Regions from separate parts of the Homo sapiens genome. Here region 1 is linked to region 2. Evidence: read pairs that join two places in POLR2A ChIA-PET (ENCODE). Cell type or tissue: PC-9. All regions are shown on one strand. Each heading gives the region's core, and the rest is flanking DNA. Links, peaks and the distances in the headings are about the cores only. Region 1 holds the start of LOC124904857 (a long non-coding RNA gene). Region 2 has its middle 100 kb from the start of SIRPG.

What was found. ChIA-PET counts read pairs that join two places held together with the same protein. Peaks named below come from ENCODE experiments on the same cell type or tissue, not always from the same donor. Only the 100,000 strongest peaks of a DNase experiment are listed, where the experiment ranks them.
Region 1: POLR2A ChIA-PET joins it to region 2 with 31 read pairs; 3 of 35 experiments call an interaction of 5 or more read pairs at or near these places.

The regions. Positions count from the first base shown.
Region 1 is chr20:1,868,703-1,884,566 of GRCh38, forward strand. It overlaps LOC124904857 (a long non-coding RNA gene), which reads right to left and starts at 7,160. Exons shown (of 3, transcript XR_007067496.1): 1 at 6,956-7,160; 2 at 4,265-4,345; 3 at 2,089-3,484. RefSeq lists enhancers at 2,166-2,325, 7,239-7,738, 10,473-10,974. In PC-9, for the core only: no CTCF peak of the experiment used is centred there; a DNase peak (open chromatin) is centred at 7,989.
Region 2 is chr20:1,754,614-1,770,477 of GRCh38, forward strand. It overlaps the pseudogene CKAP2LP1. Among named protein-coding and RNA genes, the nearest start is that of SIRPG, 100 kb to the left of the region's middle. In PC-9, for the core only: CTCF peaks have their summits at 9,996 (motif pointing right) and 10,201; DNase peaks (open chromatin) are centred at 6,738 and 9,988; H3K27ac peaks cover 4,340 bases.

The sequences.
Region 1 (15,864 bases), core at 3,911-11,910, 110 kb after region 2:
GAGTATAAAGGGGTCCTAAAACCAAAACATTAAAATCCAGTCTCATGTGATAACTTCACACTACACATGCCAGATGATTCACCTGGCGTCAATTCTTCACTTCCTCCTCTCCTCCCCCGACCGGCCATGACCTAGTTTGGACCCTGTGCTCTGTCCAAATGAGCAACTGAGGCACCTACCCAAGGAGGCCATGAGGATTCCTCCCTCCACACCCCTGAACAGCAGCTGTCTACCCTGAATTCTGTGGTTTCACTATCCTTAACGAAATTGTACTTACTCTGCAAGGCCCAGGGGCTTCTGCCTCCTGCAGGAAGCCTGGCTGACTGCCCTAAATGGAGCCCTTGGTCCTCTGAGCTCACACAGCACTGCCCAGTCATGAGGGCAGATGGCCAAGGCAGCTTCATCAGTTTTGCTTGTGAAAGCCCATCTTCTCACTAGACTGCACGCTGCCTCTGGCTTTGGGGTCAGAACAGAGCTGAACTGGGTCATGTTGGGCAAGTCGCTGTCCCTCTCTGAGCCTGTTTCCTTATCTGCAGAATGGGGTAATTATGAGACTTACTGTGCAGATCTTGTAAGGACTGGATGAGCAAATGCACTGGATTAATTTGCTAGCGCTGCCATAACGAAGTATCACACTCGACCAGCCGCTGTGGCTCATGACTGTAATCCCAGCACTTTGGGAGACTGAGGCGGGTAGATCACTTGAGGTCAGGAATTCAAGACTAGCCTGGCCAACATGGTGAAATCTCCTCTCTACTAAAAATACAAAAATTAGCAGGGCATGGTGGCGGGTGCCTGTAATCCCAGCTACTTGGGAGGTTGAGGCAGAAGAATGGCTTGAACCCAAGAGGTGGAGGTTGCAGTGAGCCAAGATCATGCCACTGCACTCCAGCCTGGGAGACAGAGTGAGACTCCAACTCAAAACACAAACAAAAACAAACAAACAAAAAACGAAGTGTCACAATTGGCTGTGATACTGGTGCTTCAAAAGAAACCAACCCTGCTGACCCCTTGATCATGAACTTCTAGCCCCCAGAATTGTGAGACAATAAATTTCTGTTGTTTTGTGCCATGATGCTTCACAATTAAAACCTCACTTAAGCATCACAATGACTTTGTACATCTGGTCATTTTGCAAATCCAATCAATCAATACTTATTGAGCACTTGCTGTGTTTCTGACACTACACTAGATACTGGAGACACAGTATAGAAGACAGACAAGCACCCGTCTCCCAGGGAACTTATGGTCTAGAGAGAGAAGATAGGGCAGGGCCTTGGGGGTCACTCTAAGGACTTTCGCTTTTCCTCTGCACACAATGCGGAGCCACAGGATATTCTGGTGCTTCAACAACAGAAGTTTATTGTCTCACAATTCTGGGGGCTAGAAGTCCAAGATCAAGGTGTTGGCAGGGCTGGTTTCTTCTGAGGCCTCTCTCCTCGGCTTGTAGATGGCTGTTTCTTTCTGTGTCTTTACCTGGTCTTCCCTCTGTGTGTGTCTGCATCCTAATCTCCTCTTCTTATAAAGTTGTCCTTATAAAGGACACCAGTCATACTGAATTAAGATCCACCCTCAATGACCTCATGTAATTAATTACCTTTTTAAAGACCCAATCTCCAAATACAGTCACATGCTAAGGTGTTGGGGGTTGGGGCTTCAACATATGAATTTGGTGCGGGTGGGAGAAGACATAATTCAACTTATATGGCATCTAAAACATTCTGCCTAGGGCTGTCAGGTGTAAGTAAGCTGTGCTTCTCTCTCCACTGCCACCAGAGCCTGGGGCTGCGGTCAGTGGCTTGGGCTGGGCCTTTAGAGCCTGAATAAATCGGTCATCAGATATGAGCTGCCCAGGGAGGGGACATGACCTCAGGCAAGACTGCTCTCCTTAACTGGGCAATCTCCAACAGGGACTTTGCTGCACCACCAATAGCTGGGCAGTAAGTCCTTCTTTCCTGAGGAGAGCTGGGCACCCACCCTGCCCCTTTACTCGCTACATGACCATGGGTAAGCTCCTTGCTTTCTCTGAGCCTCAACTTCCAAAACTGGAAAAAAAATAAAATGACTTGCAGAGGGATGATGATGAGATGGGGTCATTGCTGGTATTTTTATTTAGGCAACAATTTATTTTATTGAGCACCTAGTATGTGCCAGGCATTGTTCTAGGCTCTGGGGATATAGCAGTGAATAACATGGACAAAATCTCAGTTAAAGCTGACGTCATTACAGGGACTGCCAGGCACTAAACAAATAAGCAAGTAAAATACATAGCATGTCAGATGCTGATAAGTGCTGTGAAAAAGTAGCAATTAAACCAAGAAAGGGGAAGCGAGAGTGTGAGAGGCAGGGGTGCGGAAAGGGGGATGTCACAATTTTAAATAAGATGGTCAGGGAAGGCCTGTCTATGAAAAGATTTGGCAAGGTAAGGGGGCCCTCTAGATATCTCCGAGCAGAGCTTTGCAGGCAGAAGGGCCGTGAGCATCCCTGACGTGGTTCCTGAATGCACGGCCTGAGCTCAGTGAGCAAAGGGGACCTAGACTGGACATGAGGTCAGAGGAGTGGCCGGGGTCAGCCAGGGCAGGGCCTGGCAGGCCACTGTCAGAACTTCGGCTTTTCCTCCACATGCAACGTGGAGCCACAGGAGTCTTCTGAGTGCAGGAGGGGGCGTGACCTCACTTTGATTTTACTAACACAGGGTAACCCAGGTGACAAGCTGAGATTGCAGCCGGCTCCCCTGCTCCCACCTTCCAGCCCCGCTGGGCCCCACCTAGTAAGCCCTGCCCAAGCCGCCACCCCCTCTCCACACACACACACACACGCGCTCCATCAGTCCCACGCCTGCTTGTCCGTCAAGTCTCAGTCTAGCCCTCACCTCCTCCTTTGGGAAGCCAGCCCAGAGCCCCTGACCTGCCTCATCCCTCCCTCCCCAGAGAACCAGGAGGCAGTTAGGGGACAGGCCTTGGCAATCAAGCGCCAGATTCAAATCCTCCCTACTTAGAATCTCTGAACCTCAGTTTTCTTCATCTGTAAAATGGAGATAATAATAACAGACCATTAAAAACCCACCCTCAGGTAGTAAGTGAAATCCGAAGGTTCAATTGTATAAACTACACCACAGTACCATCACAGGGTCAATGAACAGCAGCATTATCAGCTGCTCTGTGTTGTCCTGAGAGCAAAGACATAAAGCTCACACCGCCCACCACTACCTGAGAAAGGTCCAATGGTCACAGGGCTTGTTTCCTAACCTCCCCCCAACCCCAGTCAACCCAAGACCACCCACACTTGAGAACAGGGGCTGGACCAAGGCTGGCTGCTCATCACCACCCAAGCTATGTTCACCACGTGACCACAGGGCTGTGGCATGGAGTGATGAGACATCCTTGGGTGTGTGCCTGGCACATTGCATGAGTGTCACCTGCTGCTGCTGCTGCACCCATCACGCCATGTAGGAGGATCTCCTTCCTCTTACGCTGCCTCCAGCCTATGAGAGGATGTAGGTAATGACTATGCTCACAAATATCACAAATGCTCGGTATACAGCAGGGGCTCAATAAATGCTTGTTAGAGGCAACCAGAGCACAGCCAGATGTGTGCGTGTGTATGTGCTGACTGTACCATTTTCCAGATGTGTGTCCCACAGCCCATCACTTTGCCTCTCTGAGCCTCTGTTACCTCATCTGTAAAATGGGAGGACTCATTCTTGCCTGGAAGGGTGAGTGGGGCATCCCCAGGGCTCCTGCGCCCCAGTCACAGGGTGAAGGTATGGCACCAATGTACCCAGAGGATATCTGGCAGGTGCACAGTAGACATAATAGTCCACATAATAGTGACAACCAGAGCCACCGTAGCATCTGGCAGAGCAGACTTGGGAGTGAGCTCTTGTGAGTCACAGGTTGGGGCTTCCCTGTGTAACCTGGTGAGGCTCACAGGAGTCCAATGGCTTAGAGTGGCAGATAGGGCCATGAGTCGGGCCATTGTCTCTGTGTCATCAATGATTCTGTGTTTGGTAGGTTTGCTCTAGACTCAGAGAAGAGCAAGACTCACTGGGAGCCTCTTCCCCTCTGCTAAGTTTTGAATGTATCCCCCAGAGTTCACATATTGGACATGTAATCCCCAGTGCAAGAGTGGTGACATGTAGGACCTTTAAGGAATGATTAATGCCATTATCATGGGAGTGGGTTGGTTATCGTGGGATTGGGTTCTTGGTAAAAGGATGAGCTCAGCACCCTTCCCTCTTGTTCTCTCTTGCACAATCTCTTACCCTTTTGCCTTCCACTATGGGATGATGCAGCCCAAGGGCCCTCTCCAGATGCCAGCTCCATGCTCTTGGACTTCCCAGTCTCTAGAATCATAGCCAGATAAATTTCTATTCATTATAAATTACCCAGTCTGCAGCATCCTGTTATAGCAGCATAACATGGACTAAGACACCATCCTTTGCCCCAGTTCAGGGCAAAGAGGCCTCAAGAAACCCACCATTTGTGAGAAACTTTTATGTGCTTCCTGGACTTTCTAGGTATTTACTGACAGCTAACTGTTACGGAGCACTTCTAGCACTAGGTACTGCTCTGCGCTCTTGTACCGTCTCAGACAAGGCCCCACAGGAACTCCTTGACACAGGTATTGTTATCACCATTTTGCAGGTGAGGCAACTGAGGCACAGAAAGCTTCCCAGAGTCACACAGGTAGGGCGATGGAGAAAAATTTGGAGTCTAAGTCTGAGTCCCTGAGCTTTCTGCTTAGGAGGCAGCCTAGCCTGGTGGTTAAAGCTGTGACCCCTTCCAAAGCCAGGCCACCAGGGGTCAAAGCTAGGCTCTTCCCCTTTGTTCTCCTTGCCTCAGTTTCCTTATCCAGAAAATGGGAGCAATAGGACCTACCTCATCAGACTGCTGTGAGGATTAAGTGAGGGCTGTGTTTACAGTGATAGGCAATCCATAATCCATAAAAGTACACGCTGGTCCTACCAGATTCCTCCTTCTCTTAGCTCAGAGGACTTCTCCCAATGTGTCTCTCTGTCAGTCTTATTTCTCTCTCTTGCTCTTTGCCATCTCTTCTGAGGCATATAAGCTTCTCTTTGTCACTTTCCTCTCTATCTTGGTCCCTTCTGGGTCCTAAATCCTGGCTCTGAGTTTATGTGCTGCATAAACTTCAGCATAGCACAGGGCAACCCTCCTGACTGTGGATACTCTCAAACTTCATAGAAATTTCTCCTGGGGAACTGGCTAAATGCAGAGTCCTGGTTCCACCGGAGAGAATCAGATTCTATAGGTCCAGGATGGGGTGAGAGAATCTGCATTTTAACCACTGTCCTCTCCAAAACCTTTCACCCTGTGACCTCCCAGGCTGGCTCTTGAACTATACTTTGAGAAGCACTGCATTTGCCCTCAGTTTCCTCATCTGTCAATTTGGAGTAAACAGAAACTACCTCCCAAGGTTGTAAAGATGAAATGAAATAATTTGTCTGGAAAGCAAACACCTTTTCTCTGTCTTGGCTTTTGTAAAATTTATTTTGTCTCTGACTTTCCCATTCTCTGTTTCTGGTGTTTTTCCTATTTCATTCTCTGTCCTCTCTCTCCCTACCCTCTACCTGGAAGTGGACCCAACTCCAGAGCTGAAATGGAAAACACTGAACAGGTGTGGCCCTTCTGTAAAGGCTGGAGGCCCCAAGATCATCCAAATGGCCTGTCCAGCTCCTTCCTACTGGCACCCCAGCAGTCCCCAAGACCAAGCATCCCCACCCCTGCAGCCCCCACAGCAGCAAAGCTGGGGAAAGATGGGGATCCATTGTGCAGGAACGGCCTTGCTGCTATGGAAACCAGCACTCAGAAAATGCTCAGAGATGATCCATTCTGGGGAGCGGCCTGGCCTTGGGGGAGGGGGAAAGGCCAAACTCTGCACCTTGGACTTTGCCCTCCCATTACCGGCCATGTGATGCTGGGCAAGTCACTTAACCTCTCTGAACCCTCCTCTCCCTCACCGGGCCCCGAGCAGCAGCCTCCATTATCGGTGGGTGATAACCGCCGCTGATGACTGAACACTGCTCTGCGGCTTTCAAGCCTGAAGACACGCCAAATTGCCATTTGCTTTCATTACTGCGAGCTTGAAATATTCTAGTGCCAGCTTGCTGCATGACCCTGTGCCTCCGAGGGCCACCAAACTATTTCCATGATAGAATTCCCTCTCGCAGAGGTGCAGAGTCCACTCTGAGTCACTCTACAACACACACACACACACACACCACACAAGCACACACACACCGCACACACAGACACTAGCTACTGAGCTAAGTTGCCCATACACTTGCCTCACCCCGGTTGCGCTGCGATTCCTCTTCTAGGAAGGGAAGAAGTGAGCACAATGTCTCCTGATTACTCCATCAGCAGCGCCCAATGCTCTGCAGCTGCAGAACTTATCTCATGGTGCATTTTCCTTCCTCAATGTCTCCCAGGGCACCTCCCCTCCAAGATCCCTCCCACGGTTCCCCATGCCTCCAGGCCTAAGTCTAAGCTCAACAGCCTGACCTTCGAGGCCCTCAGAGCCAACTGCGCCCTTGCTCCACAATGTCACCCCTCTATTTGCGACAGCAGTCCCTGTGAAGGCAGGGATTCTGTTTGCCATTGTAGCTGATGGAACCCCAGTGCCTGGTACATCCTGAGGCCAGGGGAGCAGAGGATAAGGGCATGCATGAGAGGGTGGCTACCACGTGCCACCCACCCCAGGGACATCAAGTAAGACCCTTACCCTCCTTGTGCCTCAGCTTCTCACTCTTCACAACACACAGTAACACACCACACACATATACACTCTGAAACTCACACACACACAGCAACATAAACACACATCCCACACTCCCCCATACACAGACACGCACACCATGGTGTACGAAGAGCATCGGACCCCCTGGCCATCTGGCCGTCCCCTGAACAAGCTGTGCACTTTCCTCCCTCCTTACCTTTGCTCATGCAGTTTCTTCTTCCAAAAACCCACTTCCAACAAGTTCTTCCAGAGCTCTCAGGGATCCTCTGCACGCAACTCCTCCTCAGTAATCAATGTAATTTCTCAGAGAACACGATGACTTGCCCAAGATCACACAAGAAGTGTGTGGCCGCAGAGCCTGTGTCAGAACCCAGGCCTTGGGGTGGGGGGACACTGAGTCCAGCTGCTCTGAAGAGCATCCGAGCATTTATTCAGCCAGCCAGGCGCCTGTTTGTTTGTTTTCCCAACACACACTTATTACGCCCCAGGCAGGCTGCTCAGTGCTGGGGACCCAGCCATGAACAAGGCCAGCACACGCAGCCCAGAGAAGCAGACAGATGCTAAACAAGTAATTACAAGTGTGATGGATGCCACAAAGGAAAAGCAGCAAGGGCCCTGGGAAGAGACAGTGGGGGATGCCAACATCTCCCATTTGTACAAGGTTTGCAGAAACCTTACCGCAGTGGTGGTCCTGCAGCACCTCCCATCAGAATCCCGTTTAAAGCCCCCAGGCATGCAGACCCAGCACTTCTGGGGAGGGCTGTTTCTTCCCAGGGAAGGACACTGTGAGGTTTGAGGACCACAGCTTTAGAGGCCTGGGTGAGGGGGTCTGAAGGTGGTAAATGTTTTCTAAGTATCCACCAGATCTCGGGCTGATTCACTCCTGCCAGGCCACTGAGGTAGGCAGCATTAGGCCCATTTTACAGAGAAGCAAACCAAGGCCTAGAAAACCCCAGTGATTAGTGAGTATAGAAGAGGGATTCGAACCCAGGCCTGTCAGACTCCAGATCTCAGGAAGGTCCTTAAAGATGGCCCGGCTCCTGGGTGCCCAGCACACAACCTTGCCAAATGGGCTTACAGTTAAAAGGGAAACCACTAGCACTCAGAGACCCCAGGTCACGGATTACAAGGTGCCACTTGTGCTTTACAACAGAGCATGTTAGTCACATGGTGCTAAGTGGCTCTGACATCACAGTGGGCATCCAGCCAGGTACCTCCACTGACCAGGTGCATGGCCTCGGGCAAGTTGCTTAACCTCTCTGGGCTCAGTTTCCTGTCTGTAAGATGGGACAATGGTGGTGGGGAGGAGTTTCTCTGCTTAGGCCTCCTTGCCTCCCCTCCCCCTCTCCCTCCGTCTGCTCCAGTCACACCCGCCTCCCAGCCTTTCTCAAACATGTCAGGCCCTGTCCCTGCTCAGCAGCTTTGCACATGCTGTTCCTTCTGCCTGAACACTCTTCCTCCACATAGCTACATATCTCCGCTCATATGTCACCTTTTCAGAGAGACCTTCCCCGACCCCTTGGCAGAAATCACCCCCACACCACCCCTGTGTGTCCACCACCCTGTATCCAGCCCCGTGTCCATCCCCCGTGTCCATCCCCGTGTCCATCCCCCCGTGTCCATCCCCCTGTGTCCATCCCCTGTATCCATCCCCTGTGTCCATCCCCTGTATCCACCCCCCTGTATCCACCCCCCTGTATCCATCCCCCCTGTGTCCATCCCCCTGTGTCCATCCCCGTGTCCATCCCCCCTGTATCCATCCCCCTGTATCCATCCCCACTTTATTTTTCTCCCCCGCACTGTCACAGCTTTGACCCCCACCTCCCCACGTGAGAAAGTAAGTTGCAGGAGGGTAGAGGCTTTGTTTTGTCAGTTGTTTCCCCAGCCAAGGCTCTTGACTAGGGCCAACCAGAGTTAACAAGCATGCAAGGGCTCAATCTAGCCAGGGCTTCTGCATTACCATGGCCTGTGAGGCCCCTGGCAGCCCATTGGAGAGGTCTCTAAGGCATCTGGGAGGCTGGTTCTAAGTATCCCGCCCCTAGCCTGGTACACAGCGGGCATCATCAGAACATGTCTGAGGCTGTGCTGACCTGCTGTCTGAGAGCAGACACTGCCCGGGCTTCCTGGACCACAGCAAAGACGCTGAAGAGAGGGGCAATGAATTCCCCTGGGCCCCCTCCCCAAATGGCCCTGAAACTAGCAGGCAGTGGGAAACCAGCCCCAGGCTTGGCAGGGGCCTGGCAGAGGCTCAGTGCCGAGGGCCAAGGGCCTGCCAACCTCACTCCCCCAAACAGCGACCAATTGTCCCAGCGGCGCCCAAGTTCCCTGAAGACCTCCCAGCAGTCACTCTCTCACAGAGACACCCGCTCTCAAAGGGGCCAGCAGTCTGGCTGCTTCCGGCCACGACCACAACCAAGGAGGCTGGACCAGCATGGTGGTCCCAGCTTCACAGGAGGCCCCGGGACTTCCGAGCCCTGCTGGGAACTTGCAGCCGGGTGCTTGGTGAGGAGCGGGTGAGGACAGATCCCGGGGGTGGGCCAGTCCTCTTGGCATTTGTATGCAGGTGCAGACCCATGAACATGAGCTGGAATCTATCAACAGAAAATAAAACACTCAGGGACAGAAGCCTCAGAAGACAAACTGCTGCGGGGCGAAGGTGGCAGCCACTCCTGCTTGCTGGGTGTGCAACATGTCTCAGGCCCACTCTGGATAGGCATTCATCCAACCCTCAGACAGGGAGATGGGAACTGTGGAACCTCTGTGTCTCAGAAAAGGAAATGAGGGAAGCCATTTGCCCAGAAGAGGGAAGCCGGGATTTGAACCCAGGTCTCCTGGCAAGGCCTTGACCACTATGCTACATCCTAAACCTCCCTTGATGGCGATGAGGAGGGGCTGGTCACCAGGAGTCACGTTCCCATGACAAAGTCTCATTGGTGCCCCCCAGAGCAATGGGTCTGAGCCCTGCTGCAAACCACCTGTGTCAGAATGGGATGCAGGCAGCTTCCTAGAAAGCCCATTCAGACCTGCTGTGGCTACATTTTTCACATGATGCTACTGGATTCTGAAGCGCACACTGGAGTTTAAGAACCACTGGCTTAGAGGCAATTCTGACCTAGACAGAACTAGCGCTTTATTTGTCAGGACGATAGACCTCGAGAAGAGCTGCCTATGTGGGATCTGGAGGTGACAATAAAAACGGCTGTTGATTGGTCACTGAGTATGTGCTCGGTCCTCTTTTAAGTGCTTCATTCTCATTTCATCCTTAGCACAACTCTACAGAAGAAGTAACAGTATTATCTTCCCCATTTTAGAGATGAGAAAACTGAGGCACAGGGAGCTTAAGTCTGTCCTGCCATCCTGTGAGATTCATGTAGTTGTTTGGAGGAGGTCCACCTTCCATCTGGGTGATCCCAGCACCTGCTAGGTGCCCTGTACATGCCTGCGTACATGCCCTGTACATGCCTGCAGCACTGAATATGAACTAGGCCAGGTGTGTTTTGGTGGTGCGGGGGTCCCAGGACAGAGCTTCCCAAGGGGCAAGCTTTGGGAACTCTCCTGACCCAACTGCACCCCCCTACACACATCCACCTTCCTGGGCATACAGTCCTACTTACCCTGGTGTGGCTGAGCAAGGTGCTACCCCCTTCGTCTTCTTTGTCTATAAGTAGAACTCCTACTATGGAGCTATTAGAGAAATCGGGTCTAAATGGAGCCACTCAGACAAAGCCCTTAGGAAGTGGATAGGAGAGGGGTCAAGTTTTAGGATGTGGGTGTGAAACCCACCTGGATCCACCACTTGAGCGCTACACAGACTTGCCTGAGCCTTTCATCCTCACATCTGCCTAGTGAGGATCAGAATTGTATGTAATCACGTGAAGGTGAAATATGCAAACTACCTGTGCACAGTGGGCCTCACTGTACGGTCGCCGGTGAAAAGTACTAAGATTGGTGCCACAACCCCATCAGCACAACACCCCTGACCCCTCCTTCCAGGGCTCGAGCTAGGGGGTTGTCAGTGCCTGGCTGGTGCTCAGGCCTCTTCAGCTGGAGCCTGGAGCTGAAGGCCTGTTTGCTGGGTTACAGGAAGATCTGAGCTGTACAGCTGGTGCTGGCGAGGAAAGGTATTTGCATCAGATAATAGGTAAAGTGTCTTGTTATTCCATTAACTTGTGTAGCAACGACTGCGGCAGAGGGAGGGAGCGTTGGAAAGCCGTAGGGTGGGCAGGGGATGAGCTCACTGACCCACAGCTAAGCCAGGGACTTCCAGGGGGCCCAGCAGCCTCAACAGGAGCTACAGGGGTAGCCTTTGGGCAGAGGGGTATGGGTGAGGCTGCCCCTCGTTCCAGAACCCTAACCTTAAGGTAGGGCCCCAGCTGGGGGCAAAATCGAAAAGTACATCCCAGGCACCACCAGCACCAGTGCCTCCCCCTCCCCCACCCCTAATTGACCTCTGAGTCCCTGGGGCTCAGGGGCTCTGACCATGACCACAGCATGCAGCCTCCTGAACAAAAGCATAGATGCTGGAGCCCCCTGGATGGGGGTTTGAATCCCGACTCCACCCTTCACAAGTTTGGTAAGTTGCACAGGCACCTAGCATTGCTGGGCTTCCTATTAAATGGGATACTACTATTACACTCATCCCTCGAGGCCATGTCATCCCTCCTCTGACAAATCCCATGGAGTCCCTGCCACGTGCTGGTGCCTTCTAGGCACTGGGAACCAGCAGGGAACAACAGGGACTAAGTCTTGTTCTGACGAAATTTGCATTCCAGGTGGGGGAGGGTGCACATAAATAAATAAGAGAAATATGAGAAAGTGATAAGTGCTATAAAACTTGGAAATGGGATAACAAGGGGCCAGATGTAAGGAGGAGCGGTCTTTTAGAGAATGAAGGAAGGATACTCTGGGGGGAGGCATTTGAACTAAGGCGCAGGTGACATCAACAGCCTTGAAGGGCCCCAGGTTGGCCTCAAGGGACACGTTTGAGGAGAGGAAGGAGGCCAGTGTGGCTGAAGCAGAGTGGGCAGCAAAGATGGACAACCTCAGGATGGAGAAGAGTGGGGACTGGCCACGTAGAGCAGCATGGCTGCAGGATTCATTTTGACTGGAAGCACCATGGCAGTCCCTGGAGGTTCAGAGCAGGGGAGGGATGTGATCTGATTTTGATGGTTCAAAGGCCTCCTGGCTGCTGGTAGGGGATGGATTGCAGAGGCCAGGGTGGTGCAGGGGAGCTGAAAAGAGGCTGGTACAGCCATGGGCATGACAGCAGCTGTGGTCTAAGAAGGTAGTGCAGGGGAATGTGGGACGAGACAGTGGACCAGGGCTGGGCTGGGTTTTAAAGATACTGTCACAGGATCTGAGGATGATGAGCAGGAGAGGGAAAGGGAAGGGACAAGGATGGCACAGGTGATTGAGACCATGTATGTTAGCAGAGGGTTTATTGAGCGTGGCCCCTTGCATACAGTAAGTGCTGGTAAACACTGCCCATTGGGAAAGCATAGTGTTCTACACTAAGCACCACCTTCTACAGGAACCAGCCCTGTTGATCAACAGAGCGGCATTTCTGGTCTCAGATTCCTGGATTGCACCAAATGACCTCTGAGGGGATAACAGAGGACTCCACGCAGGAAGGGTTCAGGCAGTCATGTTGCCCAACATGTGCGGTGACAGCATAAACACCAGGGTGACTTGTCCCAGGTCACTGGGCTTGTTAGGGGCAGAGTGGGATCTCTTGACCCTGTAAAATGTCCTCTGGGATCTAAAGTCTGAGATTCCCAGGTGTGAGTCCTTCTCTGGACCTCGGGCTTCGGTAGCAGAGTCCAGCCTCAGAGCCTTTGTGCTTGCTGTTCCCCTTCCTGGAGCCTCCCATGACCTTTGGATGTCACTTGGCCTCTCTGCGCCCTCTCACCCCAGCAGTTCTGCAGAGGTCAGCCTTTAGAACTGACCCACGCCTCCCTGGGCCTGCAGGGTTTCACAGAGCTCGGCAGCAGCTTGGGTTACCCCTAGGGTCAGGTCATCACCATTTGCCTCATCTCCTTCCACAGCCAACTTGGAAGGATTCCCCAGCCTTGTGCCAGGAGAGGCTGGCACGGCTGCCAGAGCCCCACTCCGTGGCGCCATAGGCCCTCACAGGGACTGCCCTGGCTCCTGGTGGCCAAACCACACAGGATAGAACCACCTTTCCTGCTGGGACACAGCCCAGGCGGAATCCCCCTTTCTTTCTCCTGGACCAATCAGATGTGAGTCAGGGACCCTCTCATTAACAAATTTCCTCCCTTCCTCCTCCCCTGTTATGAGGCCAGGAGCGGGCGTCGACCTACATGGAAGGGGAGGAGAGGTGGAACCAGTTGGAGCAAATACCCAACCTGCCTCTTGCCTGGTAAGGTCACCCAGAAGCCTTGAGCCAGCAGCCGTTCCTTCCTCCATCTCCAACGGTCTGGCCTTATGCTAGCCCCCAACTCAGGACACAGACTTTACACTTAACCCCAAAGCAGTCCCTGCCTCACTTGGGGCCAAGTTCAGACAAGAGGCAATCAGGGACTTAACTGGCTGCCAGAGAAGGCCACCCGCCTGGTTATTAAATATTAAGTGGCAAGAGCCTGAGAATGTATAATTGCAAATGAGACTCTGAGGCAGATGTTGCCAACAGCTTGGACCGGTGCATGCAGTTGGGACCAACAGGGGATTTCAAGTCACCAAGCCAGGCTGCTGGCAAGGGCCCCACATTTGCTGGGCACCTGCTGGGTACCAGGCCCTGAACTGGATGCTACGTGTAAAAAGATTAACCAGACACGACTCCAGCTTCAAGAGGTTCCCTGTCCGCTGAAGAAGTAAGCAAGGGCTCACAACCACAGGTAATCTCGGGCGTGGTGCGGGCCCCAGGGAAATATCTAGAAGGGGTTGGAGAATTGAGGCTTCAGAGTGGAAATGAGCTGACTTTGAACTGTACATTCAGTCAGTCATTTAACAAACATTGGTTCAATACCTAATGTGTGCCAAATGTTGTAGATTCAGGGAAATAAAGTATTAAATAAACCAAACTCTCTCATGGTGCTTACAATTGAGTGAGAGCTTGTATTCCAAGGATGAACAAGGTTTGCACCAAGAAGAAGAGATAAAGAAGAGAGCGAGCCTGTGCAAACATTCAGAGGCATGAAGTCAAGTAGCTTCAAGGTGAATAGGGAGTTCACTGCGGCTGGACATGTGTGAAAGGGAGGGAGTGAGGCAGGGAGCAAGGGAGGGAGGGAGGGAGGGATGGGATGGCTAGTAGCCAGAGCCTGAAAAGCTGCCACATTAAAGAGTATAGGTGAGTCCTGGAGGGTTTCAAAGTACAGTGCAATGCCCTCCCTCAGGGATAGTCCATGGCTCCCAGGATTCCTGAGATAGGACACAGTCTACTCTCTTTTTTTTTTTTTTTTTTTTTTGAGATGAAGTCTCGCTCTTGTCCCCCAGGCTGGAGTGCAATAGCGTGATCTTGGCTCACTGCAACCTCTGCCTCCCGGGTTCAAGCGATTCTCCTGCCTCAGCCTCCTGATTAGCTGGGATTATAGGATTACAGGTATGCGCCACCAAGCCCAGCTAATTTTTGTATTTTTAGTAGAGACAGGGTTTCACCATGTTGGCCAGGCTGGTCTTGAACTCCTGACCTCAGGTGATCCACCCACTTGGGCCTCCCAAAGTGCTGGGATTACAGGCGTGAGCCACCGTGCCCGACCGGATATAGTCTACTCTTTTAAGCAGTAAGAGGAAGCAATAAGAGGAAGAAGACACCCCACTGAATATCCTGGGGCATGAGTGTGGTTGCCTGGTTAGCTACCCACCCCCACCCCAGGCTAGGTTACTGAGACTCCACCGAGGGAGGATCTCAGAGAAACAGAGCCCTGCCCCTTTACTCTCCCCACACCTGCAGCCTGTGTCAGCTCCTGAACTGCTAAGAACATATCCTAGGAACATAGGTGCCTTTGTCTTCGCCAGGAACTCAGTCCCTGTGGCAGGTGGCGGTGGGGAGAGTAATATGAGACCCCAGACCCTTCAGGCAACAAGTCCTTGTCCAGCAAGAGAGCCAGGGAAGATTCCAGTGCAACACTTCCAAGAATGTCCTCACTGGCTGGACCTCTGTCTCCACTGCCCTGCCCGGAGCCAGGGTGGGGTGGACTGGATGAACTTTCAAGGTCATTTTCTGGCCATGATTCTATACAAAGAGAAGGGGGACAAGAAGAACTGCATGTGCATGTGAAGATGCTAAAATCCCAGGAGGATTAGGGTCCTTGAAGAGGTTCTACGCGTCTAGAGTTGCATTCGGCTGAGATTCTAGAATTCTATAGTTCGACAATTCCAAGATTTTAGAATCCTGTGATTCTAAGACTCTTACTTGATTAGGGGAAGGAAGACATCGTAGTCATCACATCCCCTTAATAAAATTCACGCCTCTGGGAAGAACCCCACACCCGTAACTCCAAAGCCAAGCAGGCTTGTTTTCCCCCTTTCTGCCTTTAAATTGTCTTTTCACTCTTTGGTGTCTGCTCATCTGCACACCCCCCTCCACAGTCCCTCCTCCAAGCCTGGCAGCCACACATTTGCCATCTACATATAACCCAGTGATTAGCACAGCAGAACAGAGAGGAGGGTGTGGAAGCCATGCTGCCTGCCAGTCGGACGGCCTTAAGTCGACCAGGCTGCAGCGAATCACCTCAGCTCCCTGAAAGGGCTGAGCAGGGAAGGGAAACGCACTCCTGCAGATTCAGACACACACACAGAGACACACAAAGGAGGGCCCCAGGCACACAGACACACAAAGAAACAGAGATGTGCACGCACACACAGACAGTGCAAACAGCACACGCCCACATGCGTACAGCACTCACACACATGCAAACAAACCAGAGACAGACACACAACCCCACAGTGACATACACCTGGACACGCAGGCATGCAGAAAAACAGAGAAAGACATGCACAGCACACGTGGATATTTGCGGTGCAACATAGACATACACACACACTCATATATAGCCACACAGCAAAACACACAATGCATGCATACACACTCAAATGTACAAACCCATGCAAATAAATCCAAACGAATAGATACGGATCCAGAGTTAC
Region 2 (15,864 bases), core at 3,313-11,312:
AGTATAAAGACTTCTCTGAAAACTAAAAATAGAACTACCTTACAATCCAGCAATCCTACTACTGGGTATTTATCCAAAGGAAAGGAAATCAGTTTCTCAAAGGGATGCTCATGTTTATTGCAGCACTATTCACTATTGCAAAGGTATGGAATCAGCCTAAATGTCCATCAACAGATGAATGAATAAAAAAATGTGGTATTATGTGCACAATAGAATACTACTCAGCCATTTAAAAAAAAAAAAAAAGAATGAAATCCTGTCATTTGCAGCAACATGGATGAGCCTGGAGGACATTGTTAAGTAAAATAAGTCAGGCGCAGAAAGACAAATACCACGTGTTCTTACATGTGGGAACTAAAAAAAAATGGAGCCCATAGAAGTAGAGACTTACGGTTATCAGAGGCTGGGAAGGGTAGGAGGGTAGGGAAGATACGGAGAAGTTGGTGAATGGTTACAAATTTCAGCTAGATATGAAAAATGAGTTCTGATGTTCCACAGCACTGTAGGGTGCATATGGTAAACTATAAGTTACTGCATTTTTCAAAAAGCTAGAAGAAAGAATTTTGAATGTTCCCAAAACAAAGAAATGATAAATGTTTGAAGTGCTGGATATCCTAATTACCCTGATTTGATCATTATACTTCATATGCCTGTTTCAAAATATCACTCTGTGCACCTTAAATACGTATAATTATTATGTGTCAACTAAAATTTTTTTTTAAAAAGGACATCTACAAAAACAAAATGCTACAGCTAACATGCTTAATGATGAAAGATTGAAGCCTTTCTCCCTAGATAGGGGTAGAAACAAGAATGTTTTCTCTCATCACTCTTTTTTTAAAAGCAGGAATAAACAAAATATTAATGATTGTTTAAAGGATAACACTTAAATATTTACAAAGTAAAAATTTAAAATATCTTGACCAGGGTTTTCTATGTATTATGTTACCATCATGACTCTGATTTTACCTTTCCTAGAGCAGTTTCTCAGAAAGAAAGTAAAAGAACTAATAACAGTCTCTGGGGCTTGCATTGCCTGCTCAGGCCTGTTGTCCCCTGGCAGATCAAAGCACTGAAATGAAGAAGCAGTGTCCTCACCCCTCTCTCTCCTCCTCGCCCCTCTCTCTTGCCCCTTTTGTTTTTACTTTGAGTATTTCTGAATAATAAATGCAAAATTAGGGTTGAATATAAACCAAAAGAGCCAGATGACCACCCCAATTCAAGATTGCATTTCATTCCAGGAGACCTGGCACAGAAAGGATTCCCCTTCATCTACAGGGTTACTGCAACAGAAATCAAAGATCATACATGAATATCATTTGTAGGCTCTGAGCAAAGACAAACCTAGTATAAATTCATCTGCAAGTGAGGAGATTTGAACCAGGTGGTCTGTTATGTCCCATCTAGCCTGGCAAGCCAGCGTGAAAGCTCAGATCTTCCACCGTGAAAGGACTTGCCCTCCCCGCTAAGGTGGACGCAGAAAGGAAAGACCATCATACTGTGGCACCAACCTTCTAATATAAAAAAGAACTATGTTGGGGTTAAAGTACATCAATAAAGTACAAATTTTTACCATACTTACAGGACAAATTAATTCTTAATAGTTTGAAATATATGTATACCATAAAACTCTGTCAACCTACATACACCAAAGACTTTCCTGTGGGTATAGAAAATCTGAGTAAGCCAAGCAAATTACTTGAAATCCTGAGAGGCCATACATAATCTTCTGCATCCATTATGCCTCTCTATTATACGTTATTTTCTAGGTCACTTGAACAAGAGCATTTCTTACCTCAGAGGGTCTAAAACACCTTTTTTTTTTTTTTTTGAGACGGAGTCTCACTGTGTTGCCCAGGCTGGAGTGCAGTGGCACCATCTCGGCTCACTGTAAGCTCCGCCTCCCGAGTTCACACCATTCTCCTGCCTCAGCCTCCCGAGTAGCTGGGACTACAGGTGCCCGCCACCATGCCCAGCTAATTTTTTTTGTATTTTTAGTAGAGATGGGGTTTTACTGTGTTAGCCAGGATGGTATCGATCTCCTGACCTCGTGATCCGCCTGCCTCGGCCTCCCAAAGTGCTGGGATTACAGGTGTAAGTCACCATGCCCAGCCCTCTAAAACACCTTTTTTAAAAAACTTATGATTCAAGGATTTGAAATCCTAACGTTACAGGCAAAATCTCATTTTTATAAAATATAAAATGCTGTGTTTCTTTCACACCTAATAGCTTGTCAAGAGAAGTCACTACTAAATTGCATTCCTGCAGCCTTTCCAGGTAGTGGGATACTGCTTGTTTGATCTCCACTGAACCCCGTACAGGAGTGATAAGTTTCACGTCTTGCAATTCTGCCACTCCATTTATTCCAGGGCTGGAGCGATCTGCAATTTGATATCAGGATGATTATCCTGTTATGCCTTCATTATTTGGGGTGTTGCTGTACCTGTTCCTTTTTGTTTGTTTGTTTGGTTTTTTTTTTTTGAGAAGAACAAGACTTTCCAGATTCCATCCTCTTGGCCAGCTCTTCTGCTGATGTCATGTCAGTTTTAGCAACTAAAAAGTCAGAGGTGATTCCTTCCATGGTTTTGTTTGGGTCTTGCAAAATGTTAAGAACAACTTCCTGTAACACTTGTGTTGGTATTGCCTCATTTTTAATGGCCTTTTCATATAGCCCAGTAGCATCATAGGTGCCTTTCTTGGCTAACAACTTTGCTTTGTAGAACCAGAATTTAGCAGTTCTTCAGCCTCAGGAATACTAGACAATATGGCAAATATTTCCTTAAAAACCACACCCCTTTCAATGAGCTGCAGACATTCTGTCAGAGTGTTGTTAGTTTTATGGAGCAGTTGAAGCTGTGCTTTCTTTTCTTCCTCTTTTTTTTCAACGGTCTTCCAGAATATTTATTTTCTCTATTATTTTTCTTTCTGTTTTACGTGTCATAGGAGGCCACTTATAGATTTTCCCCTTAGATTTCTGTCATTCTTCCAGTTGTTTCCTTTGATCCTCTGCTATTGTCTTCTTTTCGGTATTTGGATTCATTTGGGTCCCTTTTGACACTCCTTTTCCTTCATGATTGTGTTACCAGCTTGAGTTTTGGGAGCTCTCTTGTTTAGAAAACAGAAGAGCCTTTTTCAGCTTGGAGACCAATGCCTGTGCTCTATGTTGTAAGCTGTTGTGGCATTTGTCCCCATTAGTTCCATTTGCTCTTACGCCGTGGGTGCTGGGAATGACTGAATTTAAGCTGCCAACTGTCAAACTAGCCTCTGGCTTATAGCTTTTGATTTTTGCAGTGCACACGACCAAGGCCCAAAACAAGGTTGAATGGACTGCTGATCTTGCTTAATGTTTAAATGTCTGTTACTATATCCTCCCTGAAACAAACTGGAGTATGTCCTGGTTTTGGTATGTTTTACTTCCTATTCACTAACTTATACATGCTCTTTAATAATTAACCCTATTAACCTTTGTACCCTCCACCATTAATTTTTTATTTTTGATGCTTGAGTCCTACTAAGGGTCTGAACAAAGAGAGAGGGAACTGTCTTGGGGGCTTTTCTCCCAGTCTTGGAAGATCTTCTTGAGAGAGTTGCTATGACTTTACTGATAGAAGCTTGACTTGTGTTTCTCCAACAAATTGTTTATGAACTCTGTCTTTCAGGGCAGCACTAGTCACTGAATATCTGCCCAAGGCTTGTTGAGGAACCAAATTGCTCTTGGTTCAATTATGAGAGTTATTCTTTAACTTCTTTATAGTACATAATTGAGAGTCTGGCTTCCTCTCAGGGTCTGACAAGGTTTGAGGCAAATTCTCTTCATTAATCTCTTTTAGAAAGCTAACCAAAGATTAATTTTCAATGCGGGCATTTCCTATGGAGTCTGTACACTTAACATTCCTTGATATGTTAACTGCTGCTTTGTAGTCTTCAAATCCTGTGCATTAAGTGACCCCATGGGTTTTCTTGACAGCTTTTCCATGGTGAATGATCCAGCTTTGTGCTGCTGTAAGCTACTGCTGGAGGCTTACAGTTTGGTTAGAAGGAACATATTCAGCCTTTTGCCCAGTTTTAGTGGCTTCAACTTTGGCTTCTGGGACCTTGTAATATTGGCTTGTCTGGCCTGGAGTTTAATGCTGATGGGCCTTATGCTTTAACAGGCAAAACAGCATGATTGATAACATTCTCTTGGATAGATTTGGGCAATTATTTTTGGCTTTTAGATAAAGCTCAGTGTTTGGCACTTGAAGTTCCTTTCGACTTCTAGGTACTCCTGGAGCTTTCTCTGTTGTTCGGTGGCAGCAGTGGTGGTGACAGGCCCTGGCCTCACCATGACTTCTCAGTCACAGTGTTTCTTCCTCTCTCACCACTTTTATTGAGTATAGTACTGGAAGTCCTAGCCAGGGCAATAAGGCTAGAAAAGGAAATAAAAGGCATACATATCAGAAAGAAAGAAATAAAACTATCTCTATTTGTAGATGACATAATAGCCTTTGTAGGAAATTCTACAGAATCTACAGAAGAGACTCTTAGAACTGATAAGTGAGTTCAGAATGGTGACAGACTACGTGATCAACATGCAAAAAGTTAACTTTAATTCTTTTTTTTTAGACATAGTTTCACTCTGTCGCCCAGGCTGGAGTGCAGTGGCATGATCTTGGCTCACCACAACCTCCGACTCCAGAGTTCAAGTGATTCTCCAGCCTCAGCCTCCCAAGTAGCTGGGACTACAGGTGTCCGCCACCATGCCCAGCCAATTTTTGTATTTTTAGCAGAGACAGGATTTCACCATGTTGGCCAGGCTGGTCTCAATCTCCTGACCTCAGGTGATCCACCTGCCTCGGCCTCCCAACATGCTTGGATTACAGGCGTAAGTCACCATGCCTGGCCAAGTTACCTTTAATTCTATATACTAGCAATAAACCCATGAAAACCAAAATTTAAAATATAATACCATTTAATTTGCTCAAAAATGAAATAGCTATAAATTTAACAAAACATATATAAGACTTGTATGCTGAAAACTGCAAACACTGATGAAAGAAATCAAAGAAGATTCAAATAAAGAGGAATGTGTTAGTCAGCATTCTCCAGACAAACAGAACCAATAGGATACATATATCAATAGATGGATGAGATGGGATTTACTATGGGAATTGACTCACGTGATCATGGAGGCCGAGAAGTCCCGCGATATGCTGTCTGCAAGCTGGAGAACCAGAGAAGCTGGTGGAGTGGCTCGTTCTGCATTTGAAGGCCTGAGAACCAGGGGAGATGTTGGCGTATCTGTCAGTCAGAGGCTGAAGGCCTCAGACTCTACAGAGGTAGAGATTGGGACTGGGTAATCTCATAGCACTGGTGTAAGTCTTGGAGTCCAGTGGCCAGATAACCTGGAGTTCTGATATCCAAGGGCAGGAGAAGATTGGTGTCCCAGCTCCTGAAGAAAGAGTGAATTCATCTTTCCTCTGCCTTTTTGTTCTATCCAGGCTCTTAACTGATTGAATGGTGCCCATCTTCATTAGATGAGGGCAGATCTTCCTTACTCAGTCCACTGATTCAGACACTAATCTCTTCCAGAAATACCCTCAGAGACACACCCAGAAATAATGTTTTGCCAGCTATCTGGCTATCCCTTAACCCACTCAAGTTGACACCTAAAGTTAACCATCACAGGGAGACATGCTATATCCATGGACTGTGAGCCTCAGCATAATAAAAATGTCAATTCTATCCAAACTGATATATAGGTTTAACACAATTTCTGTCAGAATTCTAGACATATTTTTGTAAATATATATGACTATTTTTAAATTTATATGAACAAAGGGAAAAAAAGAGAACTGAAAGAGTCAAAACAGAATAAAGTGGAAGGAATCAATATACCTGATTTTAAGACATGATAAAGATGTAGTAATCAAAACTTTGTGATATTGGCAGAGGAACAGACACATAGATCGATGGTACAAAATAGAAAACCTGGAAACAGCCCCGTACAAGTACAGACACTTGATTTTTCAAAGTAGCAAAAGCAATTCAATGGAGGAAGGATTGATTCCACAAGTGAAACAGTCTTTTCAACAAAAGGTGCTGGATATCCATAAACAAAAAATGAACCTCAACCGAAACCTCATACCATACATTATACAAAAATTATCTCAAAATAGATCGTAGGTTCAAAGATAAAACATAAAACTATAAAATGTTTAGGAGAAAATCTTCAGGATCTAAGGCTCGATGGCAGATTCTTAGACCTGACATCAAAAGCATGATCAATTTTAAAAATTGATAAGTTGGATTTCATCAAAATTTAAAACTTTCGCTCTCCAAAATACCATGTTAAGGATGAAAACAAAGCTACTGACCGGGTGAAAATATTTGCAAACCACCCATCTGACAAAGGGTTCAAATCTAGGATATCTCTCTCAAAACTCAACAGTTAAAAACAACAAAACAAGACAAAAACTTCCATTACAAGTGGGTAAAGGTGGGAAAACTCAAACTGTTTTTCCTCTGCACTCATATAGCAACAATCAACACAGAAGACTTCTGTGACCAAATGTGGGAGATTTCTTCTCCACCAACAAGCAAGCAATCAATTCTGCAGCAGACACCAGCTGGGTGTCCTCAATCCAATTCTAATCTGATGCTATCTATCTGGAGGTAACGTCAGACACCACGGGGATGAGCACTCAGTCCCATGGAACTTCTCCCCACTTCCAATGCCAATTGCAAGGAATGTGCTTCTGACTCACTGGCTATGAATCAGAGATCTCACGACCTCTTCCTTGTGTTTAATTAATTTGCTAGAGCGGCCCACAGAACTCAGGGAAACACTTAAGTTTGCCAGTTTATTATAAAGGATATAGATGAAGAGATGCATAGGGAGAGGAATGGGGAAGGGACACGGAGCTTCCATGACGTCCGCAGGTGCAGCACTTTTCAGGAACTTGTATGTGTTCAGCTGTCCAGAAGCTCTCTGAACCCAGTCCTTTTGGGTTTTTACAGAAGCTTCATTATGTAGGCATAATTGATTAAATCGTTTAATCGACTTACTCTTCAGGTGACCAGTCGCCATCCTGAAGCTACGGAGGTGCTCCCAGCCATCAGTCAATTCATTAAGACACAAAAAGACATCTCTTTGGAGAGTCTAAGGATTTTAGGGGTTGTTTGGCAGGAAACAGGGTTGAAGACCAAATATATATTTCACAATATCACAATGGGTGAAAGACATAAAGAGACATTTTATCAACAAGGATATATAGATAGAAAATAAACACATAAAAGATGCTTACATCGCTAACCATCAGGAAAATGCAAATTAAGATCATAATGAGATATTATTACTATGTACCTAATAGAACAGTTATAGTAAAACATAGTGACAATATCAAATGCTGGCTAGGATGCGGGGAAACTGAATATCTAATACATTGAAAATGGGAATGTAAAATAATACACCCACTCTATAAAACTGGTTGTCAACTTCTTAAAAAGAACTAAGCATACACTCACTATACTACATGAACCAGCAATTGCCCTCCCATGCATTTGTCCCAGAAAAATGAAAACTTATGTACACACAAAAAACCGTGCACAAATGTTTGTAGCAGATTTATTTGTAACAGCAAAACACTGGAAACAACCAGTGTAAGACAAACTTGTCTTACAAGTGAATGGCTAAACAAACAGTATGCATCCATACAATAAAATAACACTCAGCAATAAAAAAATAAATTATTTATATATGCAACAACTTGTAAGGATCTCAAAGGCATTATGTTGAGTGAAAAATCAAACTCAAAATGTTACATACTGTATGATCCCATTTATATAACATTGTCAAAATTACAGAGATATAGAAGAGGTTAGCATTTGCCAGAGACTTAGTATGGTGAGGGTGGGTGTCACTATAATGAGGTAGCACCAGGGAGACCTTTATGGTTATGGAATTGTCTGTATTTTGACTATAGTGGTGATTACACAAACATACACAGGAGAGACTGAACATAAGCAAAAGCTAGGAATATTACCAGACCCAGCTGGAAATAATGTTCAGCCGGGTGGGGAGGTTCATGTCTGTAATCCCAGCACTTTGGGAGGCTGAGGTGGGTGGATCAATTGAGGTCAGGAGTTCGAGACCAGCCTGGCCAACATGGTGAAACTCTGTCTCTACTAAAAATACAAAAATTAGCCAGCCGTGGTGGTGCACACCTGTAATTCCAGCTACTAGGGAGGCTGAGGCAGGAGAATTGCTTGAACCCAGGGGGCAGAGATTGCAGTGAGCCAAAATTGCACCATTGCACGCTAGCCTGGGCGACAGAGTGAGACCCCATCTCAAAAAAAAAAAAAAAAAAAGAAAGTAAGAATATTCAAACACTTATTACAATATAGACATCGACTCTTAAATTATCCCAAATTATGATATAATCATATTCAGTTGATGGGGAATAGAAAGTGTTCACGTGTGGCATTAAGTCAGCAATGGTGGAGCATTATATTACCATCTGTAATTGTGGGAAGTCAAAAGTAACGCCTAATACTGAAAAATGAAGAAGTGGCAATATGAACATGTTATATGAGATATGGCAGTAAAAGTCTAAGATAATCTATTAAAAATTGAGAATAGTTGCTTCTGGGAGATAGAATATGGTTGGATGTTAGGGAGACTCCAATTTTTATATGTAAAACTTATATAACTATTTATTTGACTCTTAGTGTGTACATGTAACTTTGAGAAAGATAAACACTAATTTAGATCATTACACGAATGTTATAGGAGTTACACACAAAGGCCAGGTGGGGTGGCTTACACCTGTAATCCCAGCACTTTGGGAGGTGAGGATGGTGGATCACTAGAGGTCAGGAGTTTGAGACCAGCCTGGTCAACACAGTGGAACCCTGTCTCCTGGCATGGTGGCATGCGCCTGTAATCCCAACTACTTGGGAGGCTGAGACAGGAGAATCGCTTGAGCCTGGGAGGCAGAGGTTGCAGTGAGCCAAGATCACACCACTGCACTCCAGCCTGGGCAACAAAGTGAGACTCCATCTTAAAAAAAAAAAAAAAAAAAAAAAAAAAAAAAAAAGTTATATATAAAAAGAATATCCATACTATTAGCACTAGTAAGAGAATTTCATAAGCTTTCCAGCTCTAAGATTGATGTTCAAAACTCAATTGCAATCCTATTCAGTAGTCAACAACCACTGAAAAAAGTAATAATAAATTTTAAAGATTCCATAAACTAGAATATATTAAAGGCGTCTCTAACTAACGATGCAAAAGACCATTATAGAGAAAAAAACTGTAAAATTGTAAACTGAACTTCATAAAAGAAAACCTAAATAAATAGAGGTATACCATGCCCATAAATGGGAAGTCTCAATACTGGAAAAATGTAAATGTCTCCAAAATAATATATGAATTCCATGGAATCAATTAATAAATCTAAAAGGATTTTTCATGAAAGTTGATAAAGTGAGTCTAAAATGCATTTAAGCCAAGAATAGTCACAACAATTTTGGATAAGAAAAGGTGAGATGACTTGCCCAAAAGATATCAAAACTTACTGTGGAGCTATGCTAGGCCAGGCACAAGCATACCTCGGAGATATTGCAGGGGAATGTTGTGGCTAGTTTGATCATCTCTCGAGACCACTAAAATTTTCTCCTTATCAGCAATAAGACTGTGTTGCTTTCTTATCAGTCATGTGCTCACTGGAGTAGTATTTTTAATCTCCTTCAAAAACTTTTCCTTGGCATTCACAGCTGGCTGAGTGTCTGGTGCAAGAAGCCTAGCTTTCAGCCTGTCTCAGCTTTGGGCAAGCCTTTTTTTACTAAGCTTCATCATTTCTAGATTTGATTTAAAGTGAGCGATTTGCAACTCTCGCTTTCACTTGAGCACTTAGAGGCCGTTGCAGGGTTATTAATTGGCCTAATTTCAGGCCAATGCCTCTCCCTGTGCCTCAGGCTAAGTAGGGAGGCCTGAGGAGAGGGAGCAAGACGGGGGAACGGCCAGTAGGTGGAGCAGTCAGAACACACAAGACATTTTCCATCAAGTGTGCTGTTTCATAAGGACACGGTTCGCGGAGCCACAAGACCATTACACTAATCACAGATCCTCAGATCAGATATAATAATTATTAAAATTTGAAATATTGCAAGAATTACCAAAATGTGACAGAGACACGGAGTGGGCACATGCTGTTGGAAACATGGCACCAATAGACTTGCTCAATGCAGGGTTGCCACAAACCGTCAATTTGTGAAAAACGCAGTGTCTGTGAAGTGCAATAAAGTGAAGCACAATTTAATTTGCCTGTATTGACAGAGAGCTAGACAAGTAGATCAGTGGAACACAGAGCTCATCGAAGGAACCACAGATCTATAGACACTCGCTATATAGCAAAGCTGGCAGTGGATATCAGGGGGTGCTGGATAATTAATCCTTCCAGAGAAAAGATAAGATTCCTATCATCTATAAAAAAATAAGATTCCTACCATCTATAATGCATACACACACGTGTGCACACACACCAGCAGAAAAATATAACAAGATGTGATGGTGTGCGCCTGTAATCCCAGCTCTTTGGGAGGCTGAGGCAGGAGAATTACTAGAACCTGGGAGGCGGAGGTTGCAGTGAACCTAGATCGTGCCACTGCACCCCAGCCTGGGCGATGGAGTGAGACTCCGTCTCTGTCTCAGCCAGTGTCCAGAAGAGCTTTTCCCAAGTTTTCTTCTTTTTATAGTTCCAGATCTTACATTTAAGTCTTAAAAAGATAAATTTAATAAAAGTGCACAAGGTTTATATTAAAAACAAAGCTGTTTGTAAATGACATAAAAGACAACATGAAAAAATATAAAAATATACAGTGATCCTGAAAAAGAAGCCCCAATATTTATACCACTGTATGTATAATATAGGAATACTCTGGCTGTGTACATCCAATTCCCTCTCCCAGCCTTTGTGCCATTGTATCAGGTATTATATGATATTAATGCGTTATTATCATAATATCCACACTGCGTTATTATTTTTAGCTTTAAACATTCACTTATCATCTATAGATTTTGTTTAAATGTCTTTTAAATTTATGCATCTATTTACTTTTTCTGTTCTTCATTCTTGTGTATGGATCCAGATTTACATCTGGTGTCATTTTCTTTGTGCCTGAAGGGTGTCCACTAGTATTTCTTATAATTCAAGTCTGCTGGTGATGATTTCTTTTGCTTTTGTTTGATTTTAAAATACATTAATATCGGAATAGAAGAAAGGAAAACTCCTTAACTCTTTAACTTCCTAAAAGGTATCTATTTAAAAAATGCAATAAACATTCAAAAATATTATATATATATGTGTATATATATATATGTGTATATATATATGTGTATATATATATGTGTATATATATGTGTATATATGTGTATATATATGTGTATATAATATGTGTATATATATGTGTATATATATGTGTATATATATGTGTATATATATGTGTATATATATGTGTATACATATATGTGTATATATATGTGTATACATATATGTGTATATATATGTGTATACATATATGTGTATATATATGTGTATATATATATGTGTATATATATGTGTATATATATATGTGTATATATATGTGTGTGTGTATATATATATATATATATATATATATATATATATATATAGCGAGATGAAAGGGATAAATGGAAAGAGTAAAACTTAAGCAACAATTGGAAATTTTTTTTGTGTAACAAAAGCTCCCAAATCATACCAATACTGCAGCTTTGTGCACCAAGCTAGAGGAACAAGGCAGACTCTCCCACACATGCCCAGGGAAACAAATAAAAGAATGTTTGTTGCAAAGTTGTACTAGCAAAACACTGAATGAAGCTTCAAAATCTGTCTTGAGAAGAATTGATAAATTGTGGCATATTCTTACAATAGAAGACCACAGAACAGTGGAAAATTAATAAAATGTAGCTCCATATATCAACAGAAATAAACCTCACAAACTGTGTTAAGCATAAAAAATAAAGTTCCAGATTGCTGTGTACAGTGTCAAAGCATCTATATAATGTTAAAATATGAAAAGTAATACTATACATTGCTTAAGGATTCATACATATGTTATAAAGTTATAAAACCATGCTTGAGAATGATAAATTCAGAACAGTGTTTTGTTTTTTGTTTTTTGTTTTTAAAGAACTGAAGATCATAATGGCAAATGTTACTGTTTTTAAAAGATAGGATGTTAGGTCCATGGGTATTGTTTGTATTTTTTCTGTACATTTCAGAAGAGAAAAATGCTTATGCAACTTCCCAGTGATTTCAAAATATATGTGTGTTAAAATGAAATCATATTTTCAAAAGCCCCGCACAAAAGTAAAAACTGCTCTGAAAATTAAGGATTGTTCATGACCAGGGGCAGAATGGAAACTTCTTTTCTTGAGCAGTTTAATTCTCTTGGTTGGAAGCAGGGCCAATCTGAAGCTCAGTACATCAGGGTCAAGACATCCCTGGAGTCCTCATGAAGAAAACTCGTCCCTGACTCAGCTCCAAAGCTCTGAGGGAAGGAACACCAGGAGGGTGTGCGGAAGGGAGCGTGTCCGCGATGGGGGTGGCAGGGACGGAATAAAGGGGTCTTTAGTGACCTATAAGTCCTTGCAGCCTCTCCCCACTTGAACCCCTTGGAGAGGGCTGGAGGTAATGTATCACAGGGCATGCAGGGGCTGTAGAGAAAAAAAAATCATTCATTCATGTGTTTGTTTATTCATGTATTAATTTCACAAATATTTATTGAGCACCTACTATATGGCAGGTATTCTGCTTAGTCTGGATTCGTGGCACAGATCAGAAATAAAGCCCCTACTCATTACACCCCAATGCCACTTTCTGGGTTCTAAACTCTCTCCCATACCCACATTCATCTTTGCCACTAGTCAGAACCTCCAAGTCCCTTGAATAGGTTCTATTCATTGATTTTAGCAATACTTTCCTTATGCATCCCCAAAATATATCATATGAAAACTGAAACATGTAACAGTGTATTGGGGGACTCTGGAGTTTGGGTCTCAACATTCATACCACTACCACACCTTGGACCCCCTCCTCCCATCTCCAGGGTCCCAAAGAATGGAATTTGAAACCTTTCCACCTCCAGGGCACTACACAATGCACGGATCTGAAAGACTCTAGGAATCGCAAAAAACATTTGGAGAAAATAAAGAGTGTTCCCAACCTTCCCTTGAGGCTGGATCACTCTTGAGGGCCCCAGTGACTTTGTTGGGCTTGCCCTGTAGGCCTCTTGCCAGCCTGTCACCCAGTACCGAAGACTAAAGCCTATCCTATGTTCACCTGTCACAGGTTCCACCTCCTGCAGATGTAGGTCACTGTGAAACTCATCACCAGCAGCACCCTGAGGCCCAGGAGGAAAACCACAAAGACAAGGGCAGGCATCTCTGGGCCTCAATGCCAAAGGATAGAAGGAGCCGTCACGTGGAGGCTCTGTGAGTTTAAAAGCCCTCTCTGAGGTCATGTAGTCAAGAAGTTCTAGAGCTTGCAGGTTGCACCTGATTCTGATTCCAAACCCATGTCTTCTCTCCACATTTAGTCCTCTCTTGGAAATAAGAGTTGACCTTGACCTGTAAGCCTCACCTTGAATTTGGCTCAAATGCTGATTTGAATATCTGACACATAGCAGCCACTGTGCAAGGCTTTAGAGGCACAAACCTAAGTATAATATAATCAGCTCCATGTCCCGAAGGCCTGTGGTCATTTAATATAACTTTGCTACCATCTTAAGAGTTTGGTATCATTAGGACCATTTTCTAGATGAGTAAACTGAGGTTATGGGAAGGTAATGGACTCAGTTGCCTAAGTTTCCAAAGTTGTAACTACTGGAAACTAAATTTTAAAATAATCTTACCTGAATTCAAATAATAGGTATCAATAGCTGACATTTATTATAGACCATACGTAAAGTTTACATGTATTAATTCATTTAATCTTCATAAAGACAATGAATTAGGAACATTTATTAGACACTATCTACAGATGAACAGACTGAAGCACACAGGGGTGAAGTGCCTGTGCAAGAATCAAGTGGAAGAGGCTGTTCTATCATTGGAGCAGACATCATGCAAGCAGGTTTTATGTGCACTCAAGCTCGCCTCCATATAACCGAAACAAATATTTTAAACAAGACAGCCTTGCTGACAACCATCTGAGAAGCACCAGTAGTGAGTGCACTAAGCTGAACTCTCTCTTGGGAATTTTGAAGGAGCTTGAGCCAGGAGATCACTCTTTCCACAGAAATTAAAGAACCTTTCAGGATGGCCAGATTTAAAGGCATCCACTGGCCAGAAACCATTCTGGTTATTTAAGGAATCACAGACTCTCGAGTGGGATAAGACCTCATTGATTATCAAGCTCCCCCTCCTCCCAGTACCTTCTGAAATCCACTCAGGATACAGAAGTGACCCCAGGTGCTCACAGAAGAAGAAGTGAACTTACCTGTGCTCCCAATGGGCTTATAAGCGGTGTGGGCTGCTGTGGACAGTACGAGGTTAGCCCGTTTGGGAGGCTGTCCCTCATGTTCCATCATGCAGGTGAGCACCCGCTCAGGCCCCTGCACTGATGCATTCACCAGCAGCAGCTTTTCCAGGGTGTAGGACCTATCATTATTCTTCTTTAATGTGGGTTGCTCAGTGCCTTTGAGTGTATGGCAGTCCTCTAGCCAGGCAAGGTGCACGTTTTGTGGATAGAATCTCTGCACGAGGCAAGTAACAGCCACCAAGCTGGAGGAGGTGGAAGACTGGGACACTGTCACTGTAGGGGGAACTGACAAAGCCCAGAGAAAGCAAACAATTATTGTGGGAAGCCATCTGTAGGTGCCTGGGAGCTCCCTGAGGATGAAGTCATCTGCCTAGGGCCTAACCAGAGCCTGCCACAGAGGAATACTTTAGGTATTGGTTAACAAATGCACACATAAGGAAATGCATGATTGAATGACAGCGTAAATTCATGAGTGAATGCATGCCTGGATGGATGGATGGATGGATGGATGGATGGATGGATGGATGGATGGATCGATGGATAGATAGATGGATGGGTGGGTGGATGGATGAGCGGATGGATGGATAGATGGATGGATGGGTGGGTGGATGGATGAGTGGATGGATGGATGGGATTGAAGAAAGTCATTTAATCTTTCTTTTCTTTTTCACTTTGGCCATTAAAGATGAAAAGATGAGGTATGAATTCCACTGAAGAAGCTACAAATCATTTAACTTACTCTATGACTAGATAATTTTAAGATTTGAAGATTCATAGACTCTAAGTCTTAGAATCCAAGATGTTAAAATTGTACATAGGAAGGAACTTCAGATTATAGAGATTAAGTAACTTGCCCGAGGGCACAAGTAGCAAAGGTGGGATTACACCAGAGACAGTAGGTTTTACCTTTATGCTATTCTAACACCCAAACTATAAGGCTATAAGCATTTATGATTCCAGGCTTCCAAAATTATGATCTAATGACTTCTAGAATTTTTTCAGCCACATTTTCAGCTATGCAATAGAATGTATTCACAATAAGGAAAACAGGACAAATTTGAAGTCCTATAAAACACTAAATATTTCAATAGACTTCTTATGAACACACAACACGATGCAGCTCTAACACTAAACTGAGGGCTGGGAGATCTGGATTCTGGTCATTGCACTGATACCATAGCCAACTGCGAGACCTGTGCAAGTCACTTTCCCTCTGTTTCTAAGACTCTAAAATCATGAAATTCTCTGAGGTCAGATCAGCTCTCATGGGCCTAGTTAAGAGAGATTTCAGCTCTTGGTCTAGGGTAGAGGAAGCAACTCT